5 separate regions of the Homo sapiens genome follow, and all the other regions are linked to region 5. A link is a loop called in an ENCODE intact Hi-C map of the cell type or tissue named here. Cell type or tissue: chondrocyte. All regions are shown on one strand. Links, peaks and the distances in the headings refer to the core of each region. The heading gives the core; the rest is flanking DNA. Region 1 overlaps COL26A1 (collagen type XXVI alpha 1 chain). Region 2 overlaps COL26A1 (collagen type XXVI alpha 1 chain). Region 3 overlaps COL26A1 (collagen type XXVI alpha 1 chain). Region 4 overlaps COL26A1 (collagen type XXVI alpha 1 chain). Region 5 holds the start of IFT22 (intraflagellar transport 22).

What was found. Hi-C counts contacts between places; a loop is a spot of excess contacts. Peaks named below come from ENCODE experiments on the same cell type or tissue, not always from the same donor. Only the 100,000 strongest peaks of a DNase experiment are listed, where the experiment ranks them.
Region 1: it touches region 5 in a loop (4-fold over the local background); 4 of 110 quality-filtered maps call a loop at or near these places.
Region 2: a loop joins it to region 5, with 7 times the contacts of the local background. A loop is called at or near these places in 4 of 110 quality-filtered maps.
Region 3: a loop joins it to region 5, with 11 times the contacts of the local background. A loop is called at or near these places in 4 of 110 quality-filtered maps.
Region 4: it touches region 5 in a loop (4-fold over the local background); 5 of 110 quality-filtered maps call a loop at or near these places.

What each region holds. Positions count from the first base shown.
Region 1 is chr7:101,398,221-101,404,462 of GRCh38, forward strand. The region is part of intron 1 of COL26A1 (collagen type XXVI alpha 1 chain); the gene reads left to right. Among named protein-coding and RNA genes, the nearest start is that of COL26A1, 38 kb to the left of the region's middle. RefSeq lists enhancers at 398-999, 2,784-3,311. In chondrocyte, for the core only: no CTCF peak of the experiment used is centred there; no DNase peak of the experiment used is centred there.
Region 2 is chr7:101,505,040-101,511,281 of GRCh38, forward strand. The region is part of intron 3 of COL26A1 (collagen type XXVI alpha 1 chain); the gene reads left to right. Among named protein-coding and RNA genes, the nearest start is that of LINC01007, 61 kb to the right of the region's middle. RefSeq lists an enhancer at 2,249-3,008 and a silencer at 2,421-2,540. In chondrocyte, for the core only: CTCF peaks have their summits at 2,938 (motif pointing left) and 3,163; no DNase peak of the experiment used is centred there.
Region 3 is chr7:101,536,506-101,542,747 of GRCh38, forward strand. COL26A1 (collagen type XXVI alpha 1 chain) reads left to right here. Exons shown (of 13, transcript NM_001278563.3): 5 at 3,388-3,544. Among named protein-coding and RNA genes, the nearest start is that of LINC01007, 29 kb to the right of the region's middle. RefSeq lists an enhancer at 5,621-6,242. In chondrocyte, for the core only: CTCF peaks have their summits at 2,475 (motif pointing left) and 2,692; DNase peaks (open chromatin) are centred at 2,216 and 3,376.
Region 4 is chr7:101,436,799-101,443,040 of GRCh38, forward strand. The region is part of intron 2 of COL26A1 (collagen type XXVI alpha 1 chain); the gene reads left to right. Among named protein-coding and RNA genes, the nearest start is that of COL26A1, 77 kb to the left of the region's middle. RefSeq lists enhancers at 1-191, 192-833, 1,708-2,667. In chondrocyte, for the core only: CTCF peaks have their summits at 3,775 (motif pointing left) and 3,975; no DNase peak of the experiment used is centred there.
Region 5 is chr7:101,318,679-101,324,920 of GRCh38, forward strand. It overlaps IFT22 (intraflagellar transport 22), which reads right to left and starts at 3,134. Exons shown (of 5, transcript NM_022777.4): 1 at 2,993-3,134; 2 at 278-354. The coding sequence starts at 3,031. RefSeq lists a silencer at 2,857-2,976. In chondrocyte, for the core only: a CTCF peak has its summit at 3,566 (motif pointing right); a DNase peak (open chromatin) is centred at 3,033.

The DNA.
Region 1 (6,242 bases), core at 801-5,800, 80 kb after region 5:
TCTATTTTACAATCTATTGGAGAATATGAGCTGGAGCTTGTCAGCTTGAACTTGTCATTTTCCAATGAGGAGACCTGGAGATTAGGGGTCACTTAGCCAATGTCACCTGGGAAGTCACAGGCTGAGCTGGGATAAGACCCCAGTTTCTTGACACACAGCTCTGTGATTCCCTCTCCCTCCGCCCATAAAGGGCAGAAATACGAACTCCTGAGCTTTCTCGGCAACCAAGTCCTCTTATTGGGCTTATGGACATGTCCGCTTATGGACGGAATCCTGACTTTCCCTCGCCCCAAGTCAGCAGGTCACAGAGAACCCAAGCAGCCTCTAAGATGTCATAGGTCTCCCTCCTGACCTGCAATAATGGCAAGAATCAATGTGTCAGCGGCTGCTTTTCGTCGTGTGCTTCCGTGAGCCAGACTTTGCACCAAGGGCAAATGTGTTATTCACCCTCTCAGCCCTGCTTCCTTGTCTGTACCTCGGGAAGCAATTCAGTCCCCTCCCCAGTTATCACTCCCCAAAGCAGCGCGTAGAGTTCTCAGAGGGCCGCTGCAGAGGAGGGGGTCGACTTTGCTGAGTCGAAGCCCTTCATCATAAGGGCATTATCAGGCGGCAGTCTGATTAGAATCACAAATGCCTGGCTAGGGTAGATATGGGAGGAGGGGCTGATTCTGTGCTGGGAAGGTGGGAGTGGTGCGGGATGCTTACCCAGGTGTGGAGTGAGCCCCTGGGTGGGCTGCACAGGGGGATGGACAGAGCTTTAAAATACTCAGTGTGGGTCAGAATTGCCCATCAAGATGAGAGACACTAGGCGTGGTGGCTCATACCTGTAATCCCAGCACTTAGGGAGGACGAGGGAGGAGGATTGCTTGAGCCCAGGAGCTTCAGACCAACCTGGGCAATATAGTGAGACCCCCATCTCTACAAAAAATTTCAAAATTAGCCAGGTGTGGTGGCGCAGGCCCATAGTCTCAGCTGCTCAGGAGGCTGAGGCGAGAGGATTGCTTGAGCCCAGGAGGTCAAGGCAACAATGAGCTATAATTGTGCCACTGTACTCCAACATGGGCAACAGAGTGACACTCTGTCCAAAAATTTTAAAAAAAGGAATATTCTTTCTAATGAGCTTTCTTTCCCTTTGTCTCTCTCTTCTTTCTTTCTTTCTGAAGCACGATCTCAGCTCACTGGAACCTCCATCTCCTGTGTTCAAGCAATTCTCCTGCCTCAGCCTCCTGAGTAGCTAGGATTACAGGTGTGCACCACCACACCTGGCTAATTTTTGTATTTTTAGTAGATATGGGATTTCACCATTTTGCCCAGGCTGGTCTTGAACTCCTGACCTCAGGTGATCCTCCTGCCTCGGCCTCCCAGAGTGCTGGGATTACAGGTATAAGCTACCACACCTGGCTAAATTTTGTATTTTTAATAGAGACAGAGTTTCACCATGTTGCCCAGGCTGGTCTCAAACTCCTGACCTCAGCTGATCCTCCTGCCTCAACCTCTCAGAGTGCTAGGATTACAGGCGTGAGCCATTGTGCCCCGCCTTCATTCTAATTTTGAACATGCATTCCCATGGGAAATAATCTGATCACAAAATATGTTAGAAACAACATAAGAATCATAAAGTTGTTTCTTCCAATACACAGTTTATGTATAATTAGTTCTTCCATGGCCCCCGCTGCCCCTGGCCTTCCCAGATATTTACTTATCACCCACTCAATGCCAGATGCTGCCGCAGAGATCCAAGTTGAGTAAGTCTCTGCTCTCAGGGAGAGAGAGACAGTCATGTCCGGGGGTGGTACAGTGGCTGCGAGTGCTGTGGGCAGAGTTGGAGGAACCAAAGGGCGGGGACCAAATCTGTGCAGAGGGGACAGCAAATATTTGAGAGTGAAGGGGCCACTTGAGCAGGATGTGGAAGACGAGTAGGTGGCCCTCAGGGAGGCAGGGGTGGGGAGGGGAGTAGGCATTCTAGACTTTGGTGGGCTAAAGGCCCAGATGTGGAGAGAGGCATGGCTCAGCCTAGGGCTCAGGGGTTCAGGAGCGCAGGGAGATCCTTGCAGAAGGCCTGGTGGGCTCGGTCATGGAGTGGGCTTTGTCCCTTCCAGACCTCAGTCCACACTGCCTTTCTTTTTTTTCCTATTTTTTTTTTTTTTTTTTTTTTTTTTGAGATGGAGTCTCACTCTGTCACCCAGGCTGGAGTGCAGTGGCACGATCTCGGCTCACTGCAACCTCCACCTCCTGGATTCAAGTGATTGTCCTGCCTCAGCCTCCTGAGTAGCTGGGATTGCAGGTGCCCGCCACCACTCCTGGCTAATTTTTGTATTTTTATTTTATTTTATTTTTTGTTTGTTTATTTGTTTTGAGATGGAGTTTCGCTCTTGTTGCCCAGGCTGGAGCGCAATGGTGCGGTCTCAGCTCACTGCAACCTCTGCCTCCCAGGTTCAAACGATTCTTCTGCTTTAGCCTCCCGAGTAGCTGGGATTACAGGTGCACATCACCATGCCCAGCTAAGTTTTGTATTTTTAGTAGAGACCGGGTTTCACCATGTTGGCCAGGCTGGTCTTGAACTCTTGACCTCAGGTGATCCACCCACCTTGGCCTCCCAAAGTGCTGGGATTACAGACATGAGCCACTGCGCCCGACCCACACCGCCTTCCTTCCTTCACTTGTTCATTCAGTAAATACCACTGATGTGGGCCCTGCGCTAAACCCGAACGAGGGGTGGGGAGATGCGGAGACGGGAGTTCAAGGGCCTGTGGTCTCTCTGCAGGCTGCAGTTACACGGGTCAGGTGGACAGCAGCACGTCTGCACAGGTGTGTCCCGTGTGAGGCTGCATTTGGCTGGAAGTTGTCACCGAGTCCCTGGCTTGGGGATGATTTTGCAGACCCAGGGATGGCGCTGTCATACCAGCTCTTTGCAGAACTACCTGCCTGGAGAAGGCATAGGGGTAAGGCTTTCCCTGATCCTTCAAGCCGTCTGGACAGTGGAGACCAGCCCCAGAGGATTGTAGAACATGACGAGGCCTTTGACTCTGCCTGCCTAGCCTCCCAGTCACTGGGCTTCTGGACAAGAGGCAGCACTGCTCTGAGCTTCCTACCAGTGATGATGAGGGTGATGATGAAAGCTATGTCAGCGGGATGGTCTCTAAAGCCTCTCCCAGCTCTAATCCTGCCAGGAGGAGGAGGAAGAAGAAGAGGAGCAGGAGGTGGAGGAGAAGGAGAAGGAAGAGAAAGAGGAGAGAAGGAAGAGGAGAAGGAGGAGGAGGAAAAGGAAGACTAGAAGAAGGAAGAGGAGGGGGAGCAGGAGGACAAAGAGAAGGAGGAGGAAGAGGAAGAGTAGGAGGAAGAAGAGAAAGAGGAGGAGGAAAAGGAGGAGGAAGAGGAAGAGTAGGAGGAAGAAGAGGAAAAGGAGGAGGCAGAAGAGGGAGAGGAGGAGGTGGAGGAGGAAGAGGAGGAAGAAGATGTTGGAGGCTGAGGAGGAGGAAGAGTAGGAGGTAGAGGAAGAGGAGGAGAAGGAAGAGAAGGAGGAGGAAGAGGAGGAAGAGGAGGAGGGAGAAGAGGAGGAGGAGGAGGAAGACCCTGGAGAGGGATGGACCCTGCAGCAATTTCCCAACTGGGCCCCAACCCAGGACACCACCTCTTGTCTCCAGCGGAAAGCTGCAGGATCTGGTGGTGTCGAAGCCACGTTTCCTCTCTGCCTGCTGGGGGTTACGTGAACTGCCAAAAATTCCTACCTTGAAAGGTAGGAAGAAATGTCAGACTTGGAAAGAAATGATCCAACATAAAAGGCAGACTTCATTACCAGCCGGGTTTATTTCATTCTCCCCTGGATTCGGAGTGGCTTCAAATTCTCCCGGGCCTGACCTTTGCAGGGGAACTGAGGAATTTCTCAGAGATGCCAAGACAGCAGTGTGTGGCGGGGGTGCCACCGGCTGCCGGACAATTAGTCCCAGAGCCTGGTCCTTTGGAAAAGGTGTTCTGCTGGTGGAGACTCGCTGGGCTGTGATGTGATCGTGTCGGATGCCAAATTCCACAGTCAGTCCCTTTCAGCAGTCACATTCCTTAGATTCTTATCAGGGATTTTCCCCCCCAAGTGAACACTGGGAACCAGCCTCCCCGCTGATTGCAGGAGGATGGGAGGAAATTAAAAGCAGGAATCCTGGCGGTTGTCCTGGTTCGTCACCAGCTTGCCGTGCCAGCTTGAGCCCTTCCCTTCCCCTTTCCCCTTCTCTGGGCCTCGGTTTTCTCACCTGTAAAAAGGGGGTTGGGGCGGGATGATCTTTCCAAGGCCTCTGGCTGTGAAAATTCTATTTTCTCTTTCTTTTCTTCTTTCTTTCTCTTTTTCTTTCTTTCTTTCTTTCCTTCATTCTTTTTTCTTCCTTCCTTCTTTCCTTTCTTCTCTTTCTCTTTCTTTCTCCCCTCCCCTCCCTCCCTTCCTTCCTTCCTTCCCTCCCTCCCTCCTTCCCTCCCTCCTTTCACTGCTTCCTTTCATTTCTTTCTCTCTTTCTCTCCTTCTTTCCCTTCCTTCCTCCCTCCCTCCCTCCCTCCCTTGCCCCCTTTCCTTTCCTGTCCTGTCCTTTCCCTCCTCTCCCCTCTCCTCCCCTCCCCTTTCCTTTTCTTTCTTTCCTCTATCTTTCCTCTTCCTTTCTTTGACAGGGTCTTGCTCTTTTGCCCAAGCTAGAGTGTGGTGGTGCAATCTCAGCTCACTGCAGCCTTGACCTCCGGGGCTCAAGAGATGCTCCCACCTCAGCTTCTCGAGTAGCTGGGATTAGTCACGTGCCACTATGCCCAGCTAATTTTTAAATTTTTAGTAGAGATGGGGTCTCGCTGTATTGCCCAGGCTGGTCTCAAATTCCTGGCTTTAAGCAATCCTCCCTCCTCAGCCTCCCAAAGTGCTGGGATTACAGTCATGAGCCACTGCGTGTGGCCGGCAAAGTCTTAATAATTCTCCATTCAAGTCCATAGAGAGATGGTTTCAGGGGACAATAGACCTAAACAAAATTCTGTCTTCACAGAGTGGGAGATGCTTGTGGGACAGTTGCTGCAGTGGGAGATTAGGAGTGGGGGCCTTCTTGTGTGTCCCCTCCTTCATGGGGGAGCATTCCTCCCCCTGAAATGGTGCAGCTCTACTAAGTCTCTACTAAAAATACAAAAATTAGTGGGGTGTGGTGGTATGTGCCTGTAATCCCAGTTAATTGGGAGGCTGAGGCAGGAGAATCACTTGAGCCTGGGAGGCAGAAGTTGCAGTGAGCTGAGATTATGCTACTGCACTCCAGCCTGGGAGACAGAGTGAGACTCTGCTTCAACAACAACAACAAAACAAAACAAAACAAAAAAACTTTTTGTAGAGACCAGGTCTTGCTATATTGCCCAGGTTGGTCTTGAACTCCTGGCCTCAAGTGATGCTCCTGCCTCGACCTCTCAAAGTGCTGGAATTGCAGCATGAACCACCGTGCCCAGCCTAAACCATCTTTTCAATGGCAGTCCTCTTCTCTTCTGTTGGCCCACATTTTAAAACAGCTTTTATGAGAGTGCCATTTATTCAGAAAAAAAGACTCCAGGATTATCCTGGTTAAATTTCAGATTAAAGCCTGATCCAGGCCGGGCACGGTGGCTCACGCCTGTAATCCCAGCACTTTGGGAAGCCTAGGCGGGCAGGTCACTTGAGGTCAGGAGTTCGAGACCAGCCTGGCCAACATGGTGAAACCCTGTCTCTACTAAAAATATAAAATTTGCCGGTGTGCTGGTGGGCACCTGTAGTCCCAGCTACTTGGGAGGCTGAGGCAGGAGAATCGCTTGAACCAGGGAGGTGGATGTTGCAGTGAGCCAAGATCATGCCATAGCACTCCAGCCTGGGCAACAGAGCTATGCAAGAAGAGAAGCTGTGTCCTTATTTCTGGACACAGTTGTGTGAGGTTGTGAAGCCTGGAGCGGTGGCAGCCATCTTAGAGCCATGAGGCAAGACAGCCTGGGGAAGGCAGAGCAGGAGGCAGGGTCTTTGACTGTGTGATGCTGCCTAATTAGCCAACTCTGCAGCCACTCACTTCTCAATATGTGAAATCTTAAGTGACCTGGTTGTTCAAGCCCAATTTATCAGTAGGGTTTTTACAACGCATCTGAAAGCATCCTCGCCAAAACAACCTGCTGTCAAAACATACTATCAAGGCGTGAGAATGTGAGACCGGGAGACACTTGGTGTCCTGGTTGCACCATTTACCCTCCCCCCCCAAATGGCTTTGGGCAAATCT
Region 2 (6,242 bases), core at 660-5,659, 190 kb after region 5:
AGCTATTCCAGAGGCTGAGGGAGGAGGATGGCTTGAACCAGTGAGCAGAGATGGCGCTATTGCACTCAGCCTGGGTGAAAAAAAAAAGTTATGTGTGTGGATGAATGCACGTGGGTCTGGGTGTGCACGTGTGTAGATCCATGTTGGGTGGGTGTGCCCGTGTATGTGAGCACTCTCTGTGATTGTGCAGAAGTGTGTATGTGTGTTGTGTGTGTGCATGACTGTGAGTGTGCATGAATGTGTATGAGTGTGTTGTGTGTATGCATGAGTGTGATGGGTGTGTGGGCACTCTGTGTGTGCATGGGTGCATGTGTGTGCCTAGGTGTGTGCATGAGTATGACCACTCCATGTGTGTGCATGACTGTGAATTTACTTTGTTTTTGTGTGTACATGAGTATGTGTGTATACTTTTTTTTTTGGATGGAAAGAGGAGTTTGTTAAGGAGTATTAACTCACAGGATCACGAGGTCCCACAATAGGCCGTCTGCAAGCTGAGGAGCAAGGAAGCCAGTCCGAGTTCCAAAGCTGAAGAACTGGTAGTCCGATGTTCGAGGGCAGGAAGCATCCAGCATGGGAGAAGGATATAGGCTGGAAGCCTAGGCCAGTCTAGTCTTTTCACATTCTTCTGCGTGCTTTGTGTTTTGGCCACACCGGCAGCTGATTAGATGGTGCCCACCCAGATTGAGGGGGGTGGGGTCTGCCTTTCCCAGTCCACTGACTCAAATGTTAATCTCCTTTGGCAACACCCTCACAGACACACCCAGGATCAATACTTTGCATCCTTCAATCCAATCAAGTTGACACTCAGTATTAACCATCACAGCTGCCTTCTCTTATAAGACGGGGAAACTGAGGCCCAACAGCCCAGAGATGGACAGACACTTGCCTAAGATGACACAGTGGTATTACAGACTAGACCCTGAGTCTCCTGGTCCCTCCCAGCTCGTTACACCTTCGAGGACCCTAGGACAGGAGAAGCCACACTCTAAGCTAGAACCCATCCTCACACCACAGCCCTTGAATTCTCCTTCTGTCCTTTCCCTCTGCCCGAATGGGGTCAGTGGAGGGAATGGACTCTGGGTGAAATCACACCCATTCAGAGCCTTTGGGACAAATATTTGAGAGTCACCAATTACCTGATCATCAAAGACATGCCTTTAACTTCCTGACTGTCCCGGTTGTTTGGGGCGGCCAGGAGGCCCCCTGGAATCCCTACTGTCACTGGCATATTGCAAGCACATGTTTTCTGCACACAGAGCTGCTCACAATAAACCAACGCTGAAAAGCACATTAAAATGAATCGGAGAAGAGAGAGTCACTTTGTAACATGCTTTATTTTATTTTGTTTTTGCCTTGGAAAGGAGCATGTTTTGGCTGCCAATGAAAGAGCTGGTGGGGGCCTCTTAGCAGAAACCAAACGGGTCCAGATTAGACCTACCCAGCCCACCCCCTGGGACAGTGGCTCTGGCTCCAGGGAGCTGAGAGGGGCCCCGAGACCAGGGGTGAGCTGCAGGGCTGGTCTAGAAACTGGAGATCCCGGGTACCAGCCCTGAGCTCTGGGACACTGGATCCCTTTTCTCCTTTTACCTAGCCTCCGTGTTCCTAACTGCAGAAGAGATTCCCTGACTGTATTTGCTCCTTCTGATTAGTCAGTGGGCACCACGGTCCCTAAGGAGAGTGCATTTCTCATAACAGCTCTGCAAGATGGTTTGGACCATCCGGGGATTTCCAGCCAGAGTGCTGTTATTTTGCATGGATTGGTCACAAGCTGAGATTCATACCTTTCTGTCCAATCCCTCTCCAACTTCCCTCTTAGGTGTGCTGTCTGCAGCCTTCTCCTCCCTGCACACATCCAAAAGCAACTCCTCCCCACTCCCTAGAACCACTCCTTTTTTTTTTCCCCCTCACTCTATTGCCCAGGCTGGAGTGTGGTGATGTGATCTCGGCTCACCGCAACCTCCGCCTCCCGGGTTCAAGCGATTCTCTGGCCTCAGCCTCCCGAGTAGCTGGGACTACAGGTGTGTACCACCACGCCTGGCTAATTTTCGTATTTTTAGCAGAGACAGAGTTTCACCACGTTGGCCAGGCTGGTCTCAAACGCCTGGCCTCAAGTGATCCGCCTGCCTCGGCCTCCCAAAGTACTGGGATTACAGATGTGAGCCACCGCGCCCGGCTTTGCCTAGAACCACTTCTAATTCTCCTTGCTCAGTGAAAAACACTACTCCGTCTAGCCAATCTGCCGTTGAAATCAGAAACCTCAAAGCCTCAACTCTCTCCTTGTGACCCTGTTGCAAGGGATCCCCAACATCCCGTGGATTCTTCTGTCTCTACAGCCCTCTCTAATCCATCTCCTCTTTTCTGCCCCTCCTGGCTTTGTTTTTTGTTGGGTGGGGGGAGCAGGAGACAGAATCTTACCCTGTTGCCCTGGCTGGAGTGCAGTGGTGTGATCACAGTTCACTGCAACCTCCACCTCCCCGCCTCAGGTGATCCTCCCACTTCCCCATCCTGAGTAGCTGGGACCACAGGCACACGCCACCATGCCTAATTTTTAGTGTTTGTAATAGAGATGGGGTTTCTCCGTGTTGCTCAGGCTGGTCTCCAACTCCCGGGATTAAGTGATCCTCCCTCCTCCACTTCCCAAAGGTTGGGATTACTGGCGTGAGCCACCACAAAGTGGCCCATTTTCTTACCTTAGATCTCACCCACCTATCAGAACTGTCTCAGCAACCTCCGGTCTCTCCCCACCAAGAGCAAGCAGAAATCTAAACATTCCCCTTCCCTGTTTGAGACCCTTCTGGACTTTCCACCCCACCTGGATATCAGCCAAATAGCACCGCCGCTGGTCCCTGTGGTTTCTTTGTGCAGATTAAGGAAAAAGCGCCCCTTCCTCAAGGCACGTGACTGCCATCTGCTGGAAAACTGCCGTAATATATATAAAATTATGAGGACCATGATATGATGGCGCCCTCTAGGGTTGTGCAAACACAGCATCCTGAATCCCACAGCCTCCTGGCTTTCAAGAGCCTGATGGCCCTCCAGCCTCATGTCTTCCACTCCTTGTGCCTGCTCACATCTTCTCTTCCACTGATCACAAGCTGTTTGAGGCTCTCCAAACACACTGGAGCATGGAGGTGGAGAATGTGGACTTTGGAGACAGAATCCCAGCTCCGTCATGTAACTGTTACAAAATTCCTTAACCTGGCCAGGCGCGGTGGCCCATGCCTATAATCCGAACAGTTTTGGAAGCCTAGGAGGGAGGATTGCTTGAGGCCAGGAGTTCAAGACCAGCTTGGGCAACACAGCGAGACCCCATCTCTACAAAAAATAGAAAAATCATCCAGGCGTGGTGCACACCTGTAGTCCCAGCTCCTCAGGAGGCTGAGGTGGGAGGATCGCTTGAGCCCAGGAGTTTGAGGCTGCAGTGAGTCATGATCACACCACTGTACTCCAGACTGAACAACAGAGATAAAACCCTGTCAAAAAAAAAAAAAAGATGATGGTCTTAACATTTAGGGTGGCATGAACCAACAACCCTCCCTTCCCACCCCTCCTTGATAAACAGATGAAACATTGGCCCCTCTCTCCTAAAGCATGCCCGGGCACAGAGAATCTTATTTACAGGAACCCTCAGAGGATTCTCCCATCACTCACGAAACCTGACCGTAAGGTCTTTCAGCTCAGATGAAGGAGGAGAGACCCCTAATCTTTGCTGGGTGTCATTTCACATGTGGAAGTGGTCACTTTTCAAATTCAGGTCTTTACCTTCCCACCTGTATTAGTTCGTTTTGTGTTGCTATAAAGGAATACTTGAGGCTGGGTAATGTATACAGAAAAGAGGTTTGTTCCAGCTACTCAGCCAGGAGGCTGAGGCGGGAGGATCCTTTGAGCCCAGGAGGTCGAAGCTGCAGTGAGCTATGATCGTACCACTGCACTCTAGTCTGAGTGAGGTTTACTTGGCTCACAGTTCTGCAAGCCTGGCACCAGCATTTGCTCAGCTTCTGGTGAGGCCTCAGGAAGCGTTTACTAGTGGCAGAAGGTGAAGGGGGAGCTGATGCGTCGCATAGCAAAAGAGGGAGCCAGAGATGGGGGAGGAAGAGGTGCCAGCTCTTTAAGACAACCAGGAGGCTGGGCATGGTGGTTCGTGTCTGTAATCCCAGCACTTTGGGAGGCCGAGGTGGGCGGATGATTTGAGGTCAGGAGTTTGAGACCAGCCCGGCCAACATGATGAAACCCACTTCTCTACTAAAAATACAAAAGTTAACCAGACGTGGTAGCAGGCGCCTGTAATCCCAGCTGCTCAGGAGGCTGAGGCAGGAGAATAGCTTGAACCTGGGAGGCGGGGGTTGCAGTAAGCTGAGATCGTGCCACTGTACTCCAGCTCAGGCTACAGACTGAGACCCTGTCTCAAAAAAAAGAAAAAAGAAAAGAAGAACAGAAAACAGCCTCTGATTCCCTCCCTCCTCCTTGCACCTAGAGCAATGGCATCTCACTAAGGCTGGTAAACTCACTAATGGGATGCCAGTCTGGCCAGGGATCACTGGTTCTTGCTGCCAGATGAAGAGTGGGGCTGCAGAGGTACAGGGCAGGGTTCATTCCCACCCCCAGAATGGTCTAGGCCCGGCCAACACGGGTGAGTTGAGGCCCCCAGCAGCTCAGGGTTTGGCTTCCTGGCCTCTTTCAGCACTGGGGGCTCTTTTATTTTTTTTTTGACGGGGCCTCACTCTGTCACCTAGGCTGGAGTGCAGTGGTGCGAGCTTGGATCACTGCAACTCCTGCCTCCCAGGTTCAAGTGCTTCTTCTGCCTCAGTCTCCTGAGTAGCTGGGACTACAGGTGTGCACCACCACGCACGGCTAATTTTTGTATTTTTAGTAGAAACGGGGTTTCACCATGTTGGCCAGGCTGGTCTCGAACTCCTGACCTCAGGTGATCTGCCAATCTCAGCCTCCCAAAGTACTGGGATTATAGGCATAAGCCATCGCGCCCAGTCTTTTTTTTTTTTTTAAGAGGGTCTCACTCTGTCACCCAGGCTGGAGTGCAGTGGTGCAATCATGGCTTACTGCAGCCTCCAATTCCTGGACTCAAGTGATCCTCCCACTTCAGCCTCCTGAGTAGCTGGGACTACAGGCAATCATCACCAAGCCCAGATAATTTTTGAAATTTTTTTGTAGAGATGTAGGGATCTCACTATGTTGCCAGGGTGGTCTCAAACTCCTGGGCTCAAGCAATCCTCCCATCTTGGCTTTCCAAAATGCTGGGATTACAGGCGTGAGCCACTGCACCCGGCCTCTCAGAGGAGCCTTTTAAAGATGTAAATGAGATCATGAAATCGCCCTCCCTGAAACTCAGTAATTCCGTTCACTGTGATAAAAGTCCCCTCCTGGGCCCTGCAGGTAAGGCTGCACCTCATCCCATGTCACACACACCTTTGCTCACTACCTGCCAGCCTTTTCCCTGCCTCAGGGCCTTTGCACCTGCTATTCCTGCCTTCTGACACAGCTGCAGAGACAGGGCGAGCCTGGGGCTTGGGGCTGAGTCAGGCTCACTGCAGCCTCAAATTCCTGGGCTCCAGTGATCCTCCTACCTCAGCTTCCCATGTAGCTGGGACTACAGGTGAGCACCACCATGCCCAGCTAATTTTTTAATTTTTTGTAGAGAATGAGGCTGGGAGGGGGTCTCACGATGTTGTCCAGGCTGGCCTCAAACTCTTGGCTTCAAGAGAGCCTCCTGCTTTGGCCTCCCAGAACATTGGGATTACAGGCGTGAGCCACTGTGTCTGGCTAATGGGGGCTTCTCTGAGCGAGCCACACAAGGTGATTCAGAGCACTTGTGCATCTCACTTTTTTCTTTTTCTTTCTTTCTTTTTTTTTTTTTTTTTTTTGAGACGGAGTCTCGCTCTGTCGCCCAGGCTGGAGTGCAGTGGCACGATGTCGGCTCACTGCAAGCTCCACCTCCCAGGTTCACGCGATTCTCCTGCCTCAGCCTCCCGAGTAGCTGGGACTACAGGCGCCCACCACCATGCCTGGCTAAGTTTTTTGTATTTTTAGTAGAGACAGGGGTTTCACCATGTTAGCCAGGATGGTCTCGATCTCCTAGCCTCATGATCCACCCGCCTCGGCCTCCCAAAGTGCTGGGATTACAGGCGTGAGCCACCGCACCCGGCCCATCTCACTTTTTTCAAAAGTATTCCCATCTGAGTTCAAGTCGACATCAGGTGGTGGCGCACGGGCAGAGGCCCTCTCCC
Region 3 (6,242 bases), core at 365-5,364, 220 kb after region 5:
CAGGGCAGAGGCTGGGATCCTAGCAGGGTGAAGGCAGAGCCAGGACAGGAGCCAGGCAGGCAGATCCCAGACAGGGAAGCAGAAATCAGATGGCTTGCATAAAACAGCAGCAACCCAGAGCCTGGACACTGGGGCTTCTGCTCCCTTAGACAAGAAGTCTGCTTTGGTATGTCGGGAAGGAGGCAAATGAGAGAAACCTGGCCAATGGTAGCTTATTCCATAAGGACATTTATTGTTTATTCCACAAGAAGTCCAGGAGCAGAGGTGGTCTCGGGATTGGTTTGGTGTCCAAAGAAGCCAGGCTCTTCGCTGACTTCTTAGTGAGCTGGTTGATGCCTCATGATTATAAAGTGGCTGCTGCAGCTCCAGGCATCACATCCTCACCTTGTATGTAAAGGCAGGAAGTGGAGGGTGAGGTGAAGCACCCAAACAGACTCCTTACGTTTCATGAGCCTGTGCTGGGGCAATGTGACCACCTCCTGGTTGCAAGGGAGCTGGGAAACTGAGTACCTGGCCAAACAGAAAGGGATGGCTCTGCCTGGCTCAGGCTGGTCCTGATTCCTTTCCTGGGTCACATGTACAGAGTCACAAGAGGGAGTTCTGGGGCAAGAGAAGAAGGGGCATTGGGGGCCAGGCAACCCACAGAGTCTGCTCCATCTGCTCTCCCACTGGTGCAGACCTAGAAGCTGGTCCAGGATTTCTGCCACCCTCTATTCCTGGGACAGGCTGGCAGGCAGAAGGCCAGCAGGGTACCGGGGAAGATTCCTGCTTGCCCTCCCCTCTCCTGCCCCGGGCTTTACTCTCTGACCTCATGGACCACAAACAGTACACAAGAGTCACAGAAGCCTCAGAGTCCCAGCAGTCTCTGGTGCAGAGGGCAGTGTCCCGGCTAGTCTGCCAGGCCACAATGACATCATCAGGGCCACTGCCCCCGAAGGCCGTGGCCTGGTTTTCTTGGCCCCACGCCCATGGCTGCCCACCCGGGTGAGCTCATGCCTGGACAGAAATGGGATCAGTTTCTCCAGGTCAGACACAGCCAGGCCAGGAGGGCTGAGACGCTGGCAGGGGCAGATTCCAACCAGGGCTCCTCTGCCCAGGTCTGCAGGCTCTGTGGGCAGGGGTGTCCCAGTGGGAGGTGCCCCATGAAGGAGAGAGCTAGGCCTTTTGTACTGGCTGGCAGGTCACTTCGGGGGAAGCCAGAGCTTTGCCCAGAATGGGGAACACTAGAGGTTGCCTGTAGGAGGCCAAGGCGGGACCCCTCCCCAGATCTCTCCAGGCTTCACCCTGCTCCCTCCTCCTCCACCCTAGCCTCCCCACACCATCCCTGCCTCCTCTCATGGTCCTCTACCTCCACTTCCCAGCCCTTGGGACCACCCCCTGTTAAATATGGCCATCTGAGTTCCCCTTGGGATACTGCAACCCACCCCCGCCAACTTATCACCTTCACTCCCAAGCCTGCCCCTCTCCCGTGCCCTTGTTCGACTGGGGGCATTTCTACTATTCCCAGCAGCCAGGCCTGAAAGGGGAGACACACTCCAACCTTCACCCCACCTCCTGCCCCCAGCCCCAGGAGCACCAGGGCCTGACGCTCCTCCAAATCCCCTGCGCTGGCCATCCCAGGCCCCTTCCATCACGTGACCTGACAGCCACCGTCTTCTTGCTCCTCTCCAGAGCCCCTAAACTTGGCTGTGGCCCGTCAGCTTCTTCAGGGGTGCCAGTGGCTGGGGCAGGAATCGGAACCCTTCTCTCCTCCTGGAGATTCAGGAGAACGGGGTCCACCCTTCACTGCCGTGTGATCTGAGCCAGCTGTCCCCGCTCTCTGTGCCTCCACGAAGCTCAGCCGGGGTTGAGACAGAACTGTTGGGAGGATAAACTGTGGTTTGGTGGATGAGGCACCACTAGGGGCCCCGGCCTCACCGCCCATTTGCTGGGTGATCTCAGGCAAGTCACTTGCAGTCTCTGAGCCTCTGTCTCCACCTCATTTGTGATGTCGCCGCAGTGACCCTCCCAGTTTCATGGACCCTTCTAAGGACCAGAAAGGGGAGGGGCTGAAAGAATTGGCTCTGGGGGGTTAAGGGGCCCTGGGCCAGGCATCCAGGCCATCGGAGGACTGTGTCCCATAGAGGGGTGGAGGGGGAGCCCGTTCTGCAGCCCACAGCAGGGCCTGAGCCCAGGGGGCCCAGCCAGAACCCTGGGTGCAGGGTCAGAGCCCTGAGCAGCCGCTAAGTGCACCCTGGAGACACCCCTGCTGGGGAGGAGCCCAGAGCAGGCCACTTTGTCCCCAGGGATCCCAGGACTGTCCCCCAGGCCCAGGGGCACTGCAGAACTGGTGAGGGAGCTACTCAGGCAGACCATCTGCCTGTGCACCATGGACTCTCAGCTCAGCCCAGCAGGTCCTTCACGCCCCTCGGCCCCAGGACCCACCCAAGTTCCCAGCAGGGATCTCCACCCACCCTGAGCCTATTTCTGGCACACAGCGCCCCCTGCTGGCCTCTTCGGGGGCAGCAGAGACTCACGGGGCCTCTGAGTCCTGGCTCTCAAGTTGTTTAAAGGAAGGAGAAAGTCTCCCGGTCCCGGGATCTGGGTCTCAGCCACCTTTGACTCCTGCCTCCCTCAAGGAGGGACAGATGGGGCCGCATTGCAGGCTGGTCCCAAGCAATCGTGGCCACTTTTGTTTTTCTGGAAAGTCTTCTAAAGGTCATGTGCCACAAGGGGCCTATTTATACCCACCCTTTCACTCTCCTCCCTCCCTTTCTTCCCTTCCTTTTCTGTCTGTGTGTGTGTGTGTATGTGTGTGTGTGTGTGTGTGTGTGTGCGTATGTGTGTGTGCTTTTTTTTTCTCTCTCTCTCTTTTTGTAGATGTGGTCTCGATCTGTCACCCAGGCTGGAGCGCAGTGGCACAATCATAACTCACTGTAGCCTTGAACTCCTGGGCTCAGCCTCCTGAGTAACTGGGACTGCAGGCGTGTGCCACCACGCCTGGCTAATTTTCTTTATTTTTTGTAGAGATGGGGGTCTCACTGTGTTGCCCAGGCTGGTCTCAAACTCCTGGCCTCAAGTGATCCTCCAGCCTCAGCCTCTTAAAGTGCTGGGATTACAGGCATGAGCCACCACTCCCAGCCAGCACAGGGACTTTGACGGTGTCTGAAGGGCACTCCTTGAACCTGAGGGTCCAGAAAGACTTTCCTGATGTCAGAAGGAGGAGAGGGCTGGGATGGAGGGAACCTGGGCCACGAGTGAGGTTCTCCCACTAAGGAGCGTGACGGGGCACACACAGCGTGGACAGCTGCAGGTCTCATGGGGTGCACATGCATGTCCCTGTGTGTCACGCATGTCCCTATGTGTCAGGCCCAACTGGGACCTGACTCTCTATCTCCTTTGGCCCAGGTCCTCCTGCTAGAAGCAGCAGAACGGCCCTCCAGCCCGGACAACGACCTGCCAGCCCCCGAGAGCACTCCGCCGACCTGGAATGAGGACTTCCTCCCCGACGCCATCCCTCTTGCTCACCCTGTGCCACGACAGAGAAGGCCCACGGGCCCAGCCGGTGAGTGAGGGCTGCAGAGAGGACAGGCTGGGGCAGCCGAAGGGACCTTGGGCATGGCCTCCCAGGGCCTCCCTAGAGAGGCCACACACTAGACACTCTAGTTCCAACATGCCATGTGGCATTTTGAAAAATTAAGCTAACAGTTGAAAATGGGTATTTCACCTAAAAGCCAGGATTTCTAGTTTCTCTTAAGAAGTAGACGATCTGGTCAGGTGCAGTGGCTCATGCCTGTAATCCCAACACTTTGGGAGGCCGAGAAGGGTGGATCATTTGAGGTCAGGAGTTCGAGACCAGCCTGGCCAACATGGTGAAACCCTGTCTCTACTAAAAATACAAAAATTAGCCAGGCGTGGAGGCAGGTGCCTGTAATCCCAGCTACTCAGGAGGCTGAGGCAGGAGAATCGCTTGAACCCGGAAGGCGGAGGTTGCAGTGAGCCGAGATCACGCCACTGCACTCCAGCCTGGGGGACAAGAGCAAAATTCCGTCTAAAAAAAAAAAAAAAAAAGTAGACCATCTGGCCGAGCATAGTGGCTCACTCATGCTTGTAATCCTAGCACTTTGGAAGGTCAAGGCAGGTGGATCATTTGAGGTCAGGAGTTCGAGACCAACCTGGGCAACATGGTAAAACCCCCATTTCTACTGAAAATACAAAAATTAGCCCAGCATGATTAATCCCAGCTACTCCTAAGGCTGAGGCATGAGAATTGCTTGAGCTGGGGAGGTGGAGGCTGTAGTGAGCCAAGATCATGCCACTGCAATCCAGCCTGGAAGACGGGGTGAAACCCTGTCTCAAAAAAATAGATGATCTTGGGCAGGTGCAGTGGCTCACACCTATAATCCCAGCACTTTGGAAGGCTGAGGTGGGAGGATTGCATGAAGCCAGGAGCTCAAGACCAGCCTGGGCAACATAGTGAGACCCTGTCTCTACAAAAAATTATAAAAATAAAAATGAGAAAATTGGCCATCAGGGCTGGCAGTCCCTCATGGAAACAACCAGCTACTGGGTTGCCACTGTAGGTCCAGTCCAGGCTGTGCAGTTTGCCGCAGTCCCCACCATTCCCTATTGTCTTACAGCTCAGCTACTGTCTTCAGTATCTGCCCTGCTCCTTGGCTTCTGCACTTATGGCCCCCAGCCCAGCCTTGCTGGGTTCAATTTTGCAGCATTCTGCCTGGCCAGGGAGCAGGAACTTACTGCTTCCCACCTCTTTCTGGGGTTTGCTCTCTGAACTCTCTGGCTGGAATTGGAGGACATCTGCCCCCCTGCCTTCCTGCCACACTTTTACAATTTTATTTTATTTTATTATTTTATTTTGAGACAATGTATTGCTCTGTCACTGAGGCTGGAGCACAGTAGTATGATCATAGTTCACTGCAGCCTTCATCTCCGAGGCTCAGGTGATCCTCCTGCCTCAGCCTCCCAAGTAGTTGGGACTACGAGTGCACACCACCACACTTGGCTTTTTTTTTTTTTTTTAATTTTTAGTAGAGACGAGGTCTCACTGCGTTGCCAGGCTGGTCTCAAACTCCTGGCCTTAAGCAATCCTCATGCCTCGGCTTCCCAAAGTGCTGGGATTTACAGGTGTGAGCCACCATGCTTGGCCCTGGCCACATTTTAAAGTTAAGGGGAAGAATTTTCCCTCTGCAGATTCTACCTACTGGTCTGGGCTCTGCCACCTGGGGCTGTAATTACCTTTGCTTTAATCACAATTGTAATAATCATAGTTGCAATCGATGAAGCCCTCCTGGTTGCCAGACACTGAGGTGGGGCTTTATCCTGGAGGACATTTAGCAAACAACACCTGTCTATAAGGCTGAATCCAGGGGTTGAAGGCTGAGGTCTACCATGAGTGGTCAGGATCTGCACTGTGCCAGTTATTAAATATTTTCATATCAGATATGAAAATATTTCAAATACAGATATAATTTTTTTTTTTGACATGGAGTCTCACTCTATCACTCAGGCTGGAGTGCAGTGTCGTGATCTCGGCTCACTGCAACCTCTGCCTCCTGGGCTCAAGGGATTCCCCTGCCTCAGCCTCCCTAATAACTGGGATTACAGGCACGCACCACCAAGCCCCGCTACTTTTTGCATTTTTAATACAGAAGGGGTTTTGTCATGTTGGCCAGGCTGGTCTTGAACTCCTGACCTCAAATGATCTGCCCTCCTTGGCCTCCCAAAGTGCTGGGATTACAGGTGTGAGCCAGCACACGCAGCCTAATTTTTGTATTTTTAGTAGAGACGGGGTTTCACCATGTCGGCCAGGCTGGCCTCAAACTCCTGACCTCAAGTGATCCACCCGCCTCGGCCTCCAAAGTGTGGAATTACAGGTGTGAGCTAGCGCACCCAGCCTACAGATATCACTCTTAATCTTCACACAAAGCTTGGAAGCCTTGAGGTTACAGGGGAGACACCTGAGGCTCAGAGAAGTTAAGTGACACCCCTGGGGTCACCCAGCAAGCCAGCAAGCTGGGGGCATTTTGCCTCCATGATTCTCTGCCCTTAGAGCCCTTTGGAGGGGGCGCTCTCCCTCTGCCCTCTGTTCTGAGTGTCTATTCTGATGCTGGGTTGGGGAGCAGGGGCAGAGCAGGGAGGAGAGATGCATGACACAGGTGGCCTCCAGTGGCCAGTCCCAGGGCCGGGGAAGGAGAGTAGGGTATCCTGCATTCTTGGAAAGGGACTGAAGGCTGCGGGAGGAG
Region 4 (6,242 bases), core at 777-5,776, 120 kb after region 5:
TCCACCTCCTGATTTCAAGCAATTCTCCTGCCTCAGCCCCCTGAGTAGCTGGGATTCCAGGTGTGCACAACCATGCCTGGCTAATTTTTGTATTTTCAGTTGTGACGGTTTCACCATGTTGGCCAGGCTGGTCTCGAATTCCTGACCTCAGGTGATCCGCCCGCCTTGACCTCCCAAAGTGCTGGGATTACAGGCTTGAGCCACTCCCAGACTGAGACTGCATCCAGGCACCCTGTTCGTTGAATGCTTCGTTCTTTCCACCAGTCTTCACTGGGTGCAGACGATGTGCCTCGCTCTAAGCTAGGCAGGCGGTGTAGCCAGTGGCTCCGTGGAGAAGGATGTCAGACAAATAATTACATACATGGGTGTACAATCATAAGTGCTTAGAAGAGAAGTCTGGGTACTTTGAGGGTGTAGATTGAAGAGGCCCAGCTTGCTGTAGGGTGGAAGGGACCGAGTGTGGGCTAGTCAGGGTGGGCTTCTAAGAGGAGGCAGCACTTTCACTGAGCTCTGGGAGGCTGCATGACTTGGGCAGAGACAGAGCACATGCACACAGGGCCAGTGGAGTCCTGAATGGGGGCGGAGTTCCGAATGGGGGGCGGAGTTCCGAATGGGGGCGGAGTTCTGAATGCTGGTGGAATTCTGAATCGGGCGGAGTTCTGAATGGGGGCGGGGAGGAGCTGGTGGCCAAGGAGAGGAGGAGGGATGGCCAAGGTATACAGTAGCCAGATGGCAGAAGTCCACAAGGTTAGGCTTAGGATTTGGGTATTGTCCTAAGATTTTTTTTCTTTTAAGAGACAGGGCCTCACTCTGTTGCCCAGGCTGGAGTGCAGTGGTACATTCACAGCTCGCTGCAAGCTCAAACTCCTGGACTCAAGTGATCCTCCTGCCTTAGCCTCCCAAATAGCTGAAACTACAGGCACGTGCCACTACACCCCACTAATTTTTTTTTTTTTTTTAAGAGACGGGGTCTGGCTATGTTTCTCAGGTTGGTCTAAAACTCCTGGACTCAAGCAATCTTCCCACCTCAGCCTCCCAAGTACGTGGGGACTACAGGCATGCACCACTATGCCTGGCTAATTTTTAAATTTTTGGTAGAAATGGGGGTCTTGCTATGTTGCTCAGGTTGGTCTTGAACTCCTGGCTTCAGGTGATCCTCCTGCCTTGGCCTCCCGAAGTGTTGGGATTACAGGCATGAGCCACTGTGCCTGGCCTTGTCCTGAGATTGAAGAAAAGCTAGGAGAGGTTCAAGGACATTTCTGCTTTAAAAACGTCACTTGGAGCTGGGCGAGGTGGCTCATGCCTGTAATCCTAACAGTCTGGGAAGCCGAGGCGGGCGGATCACCTGAGGTCGGGAGTTGGAGACCAGGCTAACCAACATGGAGAAACCGCATATCTACTAAAAATACAAAATTAGCCAGGCGTGGTGGTGCATGCCTGTAATCCTAGCTACTCGGGAGACTGAGGCAGGAGAATCACTTAAACCTGGAAGGTGGAGGCTGCAGTGAGCCGAGATTGTGCCATTGCACTCCAGCCTGGGCAACAGAGCGAGACTCCGTCTCAAAAAAAAATAAACAACAGTAAAAACAAACAACAAAAAAGCATCACTTGGGAGAACCAGAGAGGGAGGGAGGCAGATGGGGTATATGTGGAAAGATGGGGTATATGCAGTCAAGGGTGGGGTGAAGGTTCAGGGCTGGCTCCTCCACTTTCTGTTGGTGTGGACCAAGTCCAGCTCTGCACCTACCTGCCGCACAGTCTCTGGTGGACTCAGTGTTTTCATCCATAAAATGGGACAGTAATACTCTCAGGTGTGAGTGGGCCGAGTACGCAGGCATTCAGTGGCTACAGCCCCCTTAAGTTCCCCTTTCTTTTCTTTTTGTATTTTTTTTAGACAGTCTCAATCTTGCGGTCCAGGCTGGAGTGCAGTGGTGTGATCTCAGCTCACTGTAACTTCCGCCTCTCGGGTTCAAGCAATTCTCCTGCCTCAGCCTCCCAAGTAGCTGGGATCACAGGCGTGCACAACCACGCCTGGCTAATTTTTGTATTTTTAGTAGAGATTTTTAGTAGAGATGGGGTTTCACCATGTTTGTCAGGCTGGTCTCGAACTCCAAGACGATCCACCCGTCTGGGCCTCCCAAATTGCTGGGATTACAGGCGTGAGCCACAGCGCCCAGCCCCCTTTCTTTCCTGAGCTGATTTTGCCATCCTTAAAATGGGCATGTAGAACATTTTCCAGGGACCAGTGAGGGGCTCGCCCACCTTCAGCTCATTCCTGGAGTCTGGTGGTTTTGGCAGACAGACTCTAGGAGGACCACCCCACCTTGGGGTTTGTTTGGACCCACACCAGGCTGAATGTAATACCCAGGAAAAGCCTCAGCTCTGCATCCTGAAGGGGTGCCAACAGACCCAGGAGAGCCAGATCCCTAGTCAGTCGATTGATAGTGATATGTACCTCCTGGGTGCTGGGCAGATGTGGTGGGAGACCTTAGAAAGGCTTCCTGGAGGAGGTGACCTAGAGAGAGACAGAAAGAGAGAGAGACAAGAAAGACCAGCCCCTCAGAGGGCAATAGGGTGAAACCCCGTCTCTACTAAAAATACAAAAATTAGCCAGGAGTGGTGGTGCGCACCTGTAATCCCAGCTACTCGAGAGGCTCAGGCAGGAGAATCACTTGAACCCAGGAGGCGGAGGTTGCAGTGAGCCGAGATTGTGCCACTGCACTCCAGCCTGGGCGACAGGGTGAGACTCCGTCTGAAAAAAAAAAAAAAGAGGTAAGGAAACTGGTGTGCTGGAGATTTGTGAGAAGACCAGTGTGGCTGGAAAACAAAGTCACCTGCGAGGCCAGGGAGGACACCAGATCAAAGCAGGCAGAGCCCGTGGGCCATAGAGTGGACTTGGTGACCACTGGAAGTCATGGATGGATGGGGCTGCTCCACCTTGGGGAGAATCCAGGCATCAGAGGCCAATCTTGTTTTTGCCTCCAAAATCTAAGAGTTGTTAAAGTCTTAGGGGTAGGAGGGACAACACCCCGCTCCAGAGCTGTGTGGCACCTGGCCGGGACCTTGTTATTGGCCCTTAATGTTCCCACCAAGCAGCAAAGTTGACACTACCATGTGGCTGGGGACTCTGCAGGGAGCCTTGAGGAAGATGAGTTCCCTCTTGGAGCCTGGTGTCCTCAACTGAGTGCGGCCTTAAGGCTGACAGAGGTTAAATAAAATATGTACACCCTGTTTTTGAGGGAGGGCAGTCCCTAAACTGGATCTGCATTTTAGAAAGTTTGCCTAGGCCAGGGGCAGTGGCTCACGCCTGTAATCCCAGCACTTTGGGAGGTCAAAGTGGGCAGATCACCTGAGGTCAGGAGTTCAAGACCAACCTGGCCAACATGGTGAAACCCCATTTCTACTGAAAATACAAAAATTAGCCAGGTGTGGTGGTGTGCGCCTGTAATCCCAGCTACTCAGGAGGCTGAGGCAGGAGAATCGCTTGAACCCGGGAGGTGAAGGCTGCAGGGAGCTGAGATCGCGTCACTACACTCCAGCCGGGGCAACAGAGCGAGACTCTGTCTCAAAACAAAAAAACAACAAAAAAAGAAAGTTTGCCCAACTGGACCCTAGCGGCAGGGGCTGGCAATTCTTCATGGGGACAGGAGGCCAGCCTCCCTCGGGTTTTTTTCCAAGACTGGGGAAATGGGCCACAAATGTGGAACCTGTCTTGGGCATTCAGGTGAGACTCAGGGGGGCTACCAAGCTGAGTCTTGGCCGGTTGGGATGGTGACACAGTGCCACCTACTGGTGTGCCCCACGCCTGGACTTGGCAGCCATCAGGTTCCAGAGTGGCATGGGCCAAGCCCATGGAATTCAGAATGAGGGGCCAAGAAAGACTGTGGCCAGGAGCGGTGGCTCATGCCTGTAATCCCAGCACTTTGGGAGGCCAAGACAGGCAGATCACCTGAGGTCAGGAGTTCGAGGCCAGCCTGGCCGACATGGTGAAACCCTGTCTCTACAAAAAATACCAAAATTAGCTAAAATTAGGTTAAAAATACAAAATTACTCCTGTAATTGCAGCTACTTGGGAGGCTGAGGCAGGAGAATTGCTTGAACCCGGGACACAGAAGTTGCAGTGAGCCACGATTGCGCCACTGCACTCCAGCCTGGCGACAGAGAGAGACTCCGTCTCAAAAAAAAAAAAAAAGAAAGAAAGAAAAAGAAAAAAGAAAAGAGCATCTCCAGAGGGATGAGCTCAGTTTCTGAATCAGGGGCCCGAGATCAGTCCCTGTGTGTAGATGAGAGGGAAAACCTTTGCCTGTACTGAACGAACACAAATTAGTATTACTGGGCTCTGGAACCAATTCTGCCTGGGTTCAGATCCCAGTTCCACCACCTTGACAAAGTTGCTTAACCTCTTTGTGCCTCAGTTTCCTTGTCTGTAAACTGGGAATAATGGCCTCTGTTGTTCTCAGTCAGCTTATGTAAACCACTCAGTACACTGTGAGTCTGCAATTGAAGCTACTATTATATTTATATATTTTTTAAGACAGAGTCTCCCTCTGTCACCCAGACTGGAGTGCAGTGGTGCAATCTCAGCTCACTTCTATCTGTGTCTCCCAGGTTTAAGCGATTCTTGTGCCTCAGCCTCCTGAGTAGCTGGGATTACAGGCGCCCACCACCATGCCCGGCTATTTTTTGTGTGTGTGTTTTTAGTAGAGATGGGGTTTCACCATGTTGGCCAGGCTGGTCTCGAACTCCTGGCCTCAAATGATCCACCTGCCTCAGCCTCCCAAAGTGTTGGGATTACAGGCGTGAGCCACCGTGCCCGGCCTATCATACCTACTTTTATTGTTCTCATGACCATCTTCATCATTCCAAGTGTGGATTGAAGTGAGAGTGTCTGGTGCATCTGGAGGGCTCCCGCCTGGTGGGTGAGGGCCAGAGGTGTCTGTGTGAGGTGGAGGAGGGCCAGCACATTTGGCTCAGCAGCCCGGACTCTCTCCTGATGACAGTGGGGACGGCCGAAGGGTGTGGGTTGGGAGGAATGAGGTCAGGTCTGTATTTTGCAAACCCAGCATCCATGCACCCCTCCTGCACTCACAGCCTTACACCAGGCATCCTGGTCTCCCTGGTATCCTCATCATACAGACCAGGAAACAGGCTCAGAGAGGTTTAGGTACCTGTGCAATGTTGTATAGTGAATTAGGGACAGAGCCCAAATGCCAGGCTTGCACTCCTGAGCCCAGGGCTCCATTGATCCCATCGTGCAGAGGTTAAGGGAGGGACCTGATTTTTTGGCATCAGCTGTGCTCAGCAGGGTGCAAACAACAGCAGCTTGGCCCTTGCGCCTGCCCCGGGCCCTGGGTGGACTCTGTAGTTTTTCTGGTCTCTCGTAGTCGGAAGACCATTTCAGGAATTAATTTTAAAACTGCCATTTTTAATCTAAACAAAAGCTCTCCTCTGTCCAAGCTGGGCCTGCTTTCGGCTGGCAGATCTGCGGCAGCAAGAGGGTTGTGAGCCCTTTCTGTTTTTCTAGGTCTTTCTTTTTTTTTTTTTTTGAGACAGAGTCTTGCTCTGTCACCCAGATTGGAGTGCAGTGGCACGATCTCGGCTCACTGCAACCTCCGCCTCCCGGGTTCAAGGAATTCCCCTGCTGCAGCAGACTCTGTCTAAAAACAGAACAAAAGATATGGCATAGAAACATATTTGGGGTTGAAATATTTTGATTTCCTTCCTTATCTGCCATGCGATGTTATGCTAGAGCCTGGTTGGAAAGCCAGCCACATCATATAGGGTTAAAATAGAACCTGTGTGATGAGGCTTTGTGGTTTGAAAGGCGTGACTCCCCAGGCTCCTTAGATAGGAATCTGGGCAAGAGAAGAAAACGGTCAGAGGTTAGTCCTCAGGTATGTGAGCGTGTTTAGTGTGTTAGTGTGAGGCTGAGTGTGTGTTTATCCAAGCGTGTGAATAGGTGCATGTGTGTGTACATAATTGCGTACAAGTGTGTGACTGTGAGTGTGCATGAGTGAGTCTGAGGGTGCTGAGCACGTGTTTGTGTGAGTGCGTGTGTGGAAGTGTGCACGAGTGTGTTTGTGCGAGTGTGCAAGCACGAGTGTGCACACGAGTGTGAGAGAGCAAATGAGTGTGTGACTGTGTGAGGGTGTGCGTATGTGTTAGTTTGTGAGAGCTTGCAAGTAAGTTTGTGCAAGCGTGTGAAGGTGTGAGAGTGTGTGAGGGCACGTGTGTCCTCACAT
Region 5 (6,242 bases), core at 688-5,687:
CAGGCTGGAGTGCAGTGGCACGATCATAGCTCACTGCAGCCTCCAACTCCTGGCCTCAAACAATCCTTCTGCTTCAACCTAACATGTAGCTGAGACTACAGACACATGCCAACACACCTGGCTAATGTTTTATTTTTAGTTGAGACGGGGTCTCCCTATATTGCCCAGGCCTCAGGCGATCCTCCCGCTTTGACCTCCCAGAGCACTGGGATTAGAGGAATGAGCCTCCCTGCCGAGCCAGTTGGACACTCTGGGACACAGATTTGTCAGGGCTCACCTCACTCCTTGGGTTGGGCTGTATTCAGTGATGTCAGAAGATTCTGTCAGAAAGTTGGCCAAAACAGTTTTTCCACTCTGTGAAAATGAGTGCAAATAAAGGTCTTTGCTGAAAGGCAGAAAAGGAAACCAAAAAAATGACCCCAAGAGGTGGCCTGGAACCCGGTGTGGTGCAGTATAGGTCATGGGCACCCTGAGATCACTGGGGTGGTTACGACCTCACTGTCTTGCTCTAGTGCAGTGGGCACAGCCTGGTCTGGGGTCCAGGGAGCATGGGATTAAGGAGTTTTTATTTTTATTTTTTGAGACAGAGTTTCACTCTTGTTGCCCAGGCTGTGATCTAGGCTCACTGCAACCCCCGGGTTCAAACGATTCTCCTGCCTCAGCCTCCAGAGTAGTTGGGATTACAGGCGCCTGCCACCACGCCCGGCTTACTTTTGTATCTGTAGTAGAAATTGGGGTTTCACCATGTTACTCGGGCTGGTCTCGAACTCCTGACTTCAGGTGATCCACACACCTGGGCCTCCCAGAGTGCTGGGTTTATAGGGATGAGCCACTGTGCCCAGCCAAGGAGTTCTTTTAGGTCACAGAGAGGATCAAAGTCAGCCTGGGGACTCGTGGCTAGCTGTCTCATAATCTCACATGCAGCTGTTTGTCCATCTCGATTATATGAGTAATACACATTGCTTTTTTTTTTTTTTTTTTTTGAGACAAGGTCTTGCTCGGTTGCCCAGGCTGGAGTACAGCAATGTGATCATAGCTCACTGCAGCCTTGATCTGTAGGGCTCCAGTGATCCTCCTGCCTCAGCCTCCTGAGCCACCTGGGACTACAGGTGTGCATCACCATGCCCAGCTAATTTTTGTATTGCTTGTAGAGATGGGGTTTCCCTATGTTGCCCAGGCTGGTCTTGAATGCTTGAGCTCAAGTGGTCTCCCCACCTCAGCCTCCCAAAGTGCTGGCAGGTGTTAGCCACTGTGCCTGGCCTAAGACTTCTACAGGTTTTATTTTATTTTTTTTTTAGATGGAGTTTCGCTCTTGTTCCCCAGGCTGGAGTGCAATGGCGCGATCTTGGCTTATTGCAACCTCTGCCTCCCGGATTCAAGCAATTCTCCTGCCTCAGACTCCCGAGTCACTGGGATTACAGGCATGCACCACCAAGCCCAGCGAATTTTTGTATTTTTAGTACAGATGGGGTTTCACCATGTTACTCAGGCTGGACTCGAACTCCTGACCTCAGGTGATCCACCTGCATTGGCCTCCCAAAGTGCTGGGATTAGAAGCGTGAGCCTCCGCATCCGGCTGGGTTTTTTTTTTTTAATTATTATTAGTTTTTGAGACGGAGTCTCGCTCTGTCTCCCAGGCTGGAGTGCAGTGGCGCAGACTTGGCTCACTGCAAGCTCCACCTCCCGGGTTCACGCCTCAGCCTCCCGAGTAGCTGGGACTACAGGCACCCGCCACCACGCCCGGCTAATTTTTTGTATTTTTAGTAGAGACGGGGTTTCACCGTGTTAGCCAGGATGGTCTCGATCTCCTGACCTTGTGATATGCCTGCCTCGGCCTCCCAAAGTGCTGGGATTACAGGCGTGAGCCACCGCGCCCGGCCTTTTTTTTTTTTTTTTTTTTTTAAACGCATTTAGCCTTAGTCCATCTGAGCTTTATTTCTGTGGATGATGTGAAGTATACATGTAGATGTGATCCCCACTACCACGCCCCCAACACACACATTAATAGCCAATGGTTCCAGGACCATATAGTAAAACGCCCAGGACTCGAGCAAAGGCTCATGCCTGTAATCCCAGAACTTTGAGAGACTGAGGCGGGAGGACTGTTTGAGCCCAAGAGTTGGAGACCAGCCTAGGTGCTAGGCAACATAGCAAGATCCTGTCTCTACAAATAATTAACAAATTAAGGCCAGGCGCGGTGGCTCATCCCTATAATCCCAGCACTGTGGGAGGCCGAGGCTGGCGGATCACTTGAGGTCAGCAGAGACCAGCCTGGCCAACAAGGTGAAAACACACCTCTACAAAAAATACAAAAATTAGCCAGGGGTAATGGCGTGGGCCTGTAATCTCAGCTACTCAGGAGGCTGAGGCAGGAGAATCGCTTGAACCCGGGAGGCGGAGTTTGCACTGAGCCAAGATCATGCCACTGCACTCCAGCCTGGGTGACAGGGCGAGACTCTGTCTCAAAAAAACAAAACAAAACAAAAACAACAAATTTAGTCGGGCGTGGTGGTGCACGCCTGTAGTCCCAGGTACTCAGGAGGCTGAGGCAGGAGGACTGCTTGAGCCCAGGGAAGTCGAGGCTGCAGTGAGCTATGATCACACCACTGCACTCCAGCCTGGACGACACAGCGACAACCTGTCTCAAACAAAAGTCCAGACCCACAGACGCATTCATTAGGGGGATCCCGGGGGCAAAAGAAAGAGTCACGAAACCTAGGCTATGGTTCCAATGATGCCACTCAGTACCTTGGGCCTTCGGGGCTCATTAACACCGGGCTCGCCTCCACTACCTCCTCCGGGCAGTGGTTGGAATCAAGGTCTGAAAGCACCGAGTTCACGGAAAGGGCAGGGGCGCCAGTCGGGATGGGCGCGGTGGGCCCGGGTTCCCGCCTCCGGGAGCAAGCCGCAGATCAGACGGGTGGGGACCTGCGCTCGCCCAGGCCCCGAGGCCTGCTCCCCGCTCCCTCTGCCGCGCCGGGCCAGGACTTACCTCGCAAGGCCCCACGAAGAGGATCTTGGCTTTCAGCATAGTTGTCCGCCGCGGCTTAGCCGGCCGGAGCCCACGGGAGGCGGCGCGTCAGGACGGAGCTCTACTTGGCCGCTTTCGTTTCCATGGCGACGGAGAGAGGCCCGCAGGGCCGACGGGACTCGGCCACTTCCGGCGCGCGGGGCGGAAAGCGGGCGCGTCTGCGACTGGGAGGGGGTCGGAGAGAAGCCACAAAGCCCGGGCTGCAGACGCGGTTCTGCAGGGTTGGCCTGTATTTCTTTTAGAGACAGGGTCTCACTCTGTCGCCCAGGCTGGAGCGCAGTGGCGCGATCTCGGGTCACTGCAACCTCCAACTTTTGGGCTCAAACGATCTTTCTGCCTCAGCCTCCCGAGTAGCTGGCACTACAGGCATGTGCCATCACGTCCGACTAATTTTTAAAATTTTTTTATTTGTAAGACTGGGTTTTGCTATGTTGCCCAGGCTGTTTTCGAACTCCTGGGCTGAAATGATCCTCCCATCTCCACCTCCCAAAATTCTGGGACTGCAGGCCCGTTCCACCAGTCTCGGTAGAGACGCGGAAAGCAAGACTCCAGGAGGGGGCGGAATGGCCGTTTCCAAACCTTTGTTTCTCCCAATAATCCCGAGAGCTCAGACAGGCCATACAAGTGCCAAGCTGGCCTTGGAACCAGGCCTTGACTCCTTTATCACTGTGGCATGATATCACTGTGGCCGTCCACCTGGGAGCCGATTTATCACTGCCGTGGCACAGCTCAGAAAAAATCAGGTGAAAGTCTGGTTTCTGTAAAAGGATTCACCACTCACTATCATTCGTCTGACCTAGGAGAAACCAAAGAGATGATGACTGGAATCGTTTAGTCAGTGCAGGTGTCTAGAAACATTGCTGCTAAATTCAATCAGTTAGGTCAGTCTGAAAATACAGAGTCAAGTCAGAATTTTGGATAAGCCATGATATTAAATGTCTATGTGCCGAGAGTGCCGGTACAAAATATGCTAGCCCATAAAAGGGCTGAAATGACAAAAATTTCTAGTCAACCCCGTATCAAATCTTTAACCTTCGGTAACATAGTTACATAGTCTTTGTATTGAAAAGAACTACTTGGCTGGCCGCGGTGGCCCAGGCCTGTAATCCCAGCACTTTGGGAGGCCGAGGCAGGTGGATCACTTGAGGTTCTGCACAGTCCCTTCGTCCTGGTAGATTCTAGGCCAGATGGGGAGACCACCCTGCAGAGTGCCGCTTGTCAAGTGTTTTCCCATGCACATTCCCATGCACAGGTTTTTTTTTATTATTATTTTTATTTTTATTTTATTTTATTTATTTTATTTTTTGAGATGGAGTCTAGCTCTGTCGCCCAGGCTGGAGTGCAGTGGTGTGATCTCGGCTCACTGCAAACTCCACCTCCCGGGTTCAAGTGATTCTCCTGCCTCAGCCTCCTGAGTAGCTGGGATTACAGGCACATGCCATCACATGCAGCTAATTTTTGTGTTTTTAGTAGAGACGGGGTTTTGTCATGTTGGCTGGGTTGGTCTTGAACCCCTGACCTCAAGTCCTTTCTGATCTGCCCGCCTCAGCCTCTGAAAGTGCCGGAATTACAGGCCTGAGCCACTGATCCCACCCCCATGTACAGTTTAATTTTCATTTGCAAATGGAGCTATTACAGTAAGGCGAAGTGATGAGTATCCTAAATTGATGTCAGGGAGGAGGCGGGAACCATGGGCTTTCAGCAGCTCCAGTTCTCCTTTCTTTTCTTTTTTTCTGTTTTTTTTTTTTTTTGAGATGGAGACTTGCTCTGTCGCCCATGCTGGAGTGCAGTGGCGAGATCTCGGCTCACTGCAACCTCTGCCTCCTCGGTTCAAGTGATTATCCTGCCTCAGCCTCCCGAGTAGCTGGGATTACAGGCGCATACCACCATGCCTGGCTAATTTTTGTATTTTTAGTAGCAACAGGGCTTCACCATGTTGGCCAGGCTGGTGTCAAACTCCTGACCTCATGGTATCCGCCCGCCTTGGCCTCCTAAAGTGCTGGGATCACAGTGTGAGCCGCCGCGCCCAGCCCGGTTCTCCTTTCTATGTGTAAAGATGCCATTTCCCCTCTATGTACAGTAATGGTTGTGCCTCTTGCCAGGTCCAGAGTCCAGGCTTCCTCACCTCAGCGTTTACTTCATTGCACTGGGAGGTAGTTTGTGTGCTACAAATCTTAACAACACACGCCCTCACTGAAGGGTCTCATCGGTGTTTGGGTCCACTGATCACAACTCTAAGCCTGATACACCACAGATGCTGAATAGTGTTGGTTCTGGGCCAGTGCAGTGGCTCATGCATGTAATCTCAGCACTTTGGGAGACTGAGGTGGGAGGATCACTTGACACCAGGCATTTGAGACCAGCCTGGGCAATAAGAAAGACCCTGTCTCTACACACACACACACACACACACAGACACACAAACACACTCAGCCAGGTATGGTGGAATGCCTGTAGTCCCAGCTACTGGGGAGGCTGAGGTGAGAGGATCGCTTGAGCCCAGAAGCTTGAGGCTGCAGTGAGCCATGATCGTGCCATTGCACTGTAGCCTCAGCAACAGAACGAGACCCTGACTCAAAAAAAGTAAGATAAAGCCAGGTGCGGTGGCTCATGCCTGTAATCCCAGCACTTTGGGAGGCTGAGGTGGGTGGATCACCTGAGGTCAGGCGTTCGAGACCAGCCTGGCCAATATGGTGAAATCCCGTCTCTACTAAAAATACAAAAATTAGCCGGGTGTGGTGGTGCACACCTGTAGTCCCAGCTACTCAGGAGGCTGAGGCAGGAGAATCGCTTGAACCTGGGAGGCAGAGGTTGCAGTGAGCTGTGATCGTGCCACTGCACTCCAGCGTGGGCAACAGAGCAAGCCTCCATCTCAAGAAAAAAAAAAAAAGATAAAAGAAGTGTCAGTTTCATCTTCCCCTTCATAACACACACATAGAAACACATACATATTCATTTACTCTATAAATATTTAAGTTAATGAATGTTCCCTTAATCTTGCCAAGAACCTTTAGTTTTTGGCCCAGGTGAGAGAAATAAAAAATATGAAATGCGTTACATTTCTTCAATATATGTGCTGTATACATTTGGGATGATTATTGTAAATTATTGAAATACTTTTGCTTTATGACTTTCATTTTAATTAGAAGAGGTTGACTTCAGACAGCTTAATACCCAGGCTTTGATTGTAAAGTGAGCAATAGATCATTAG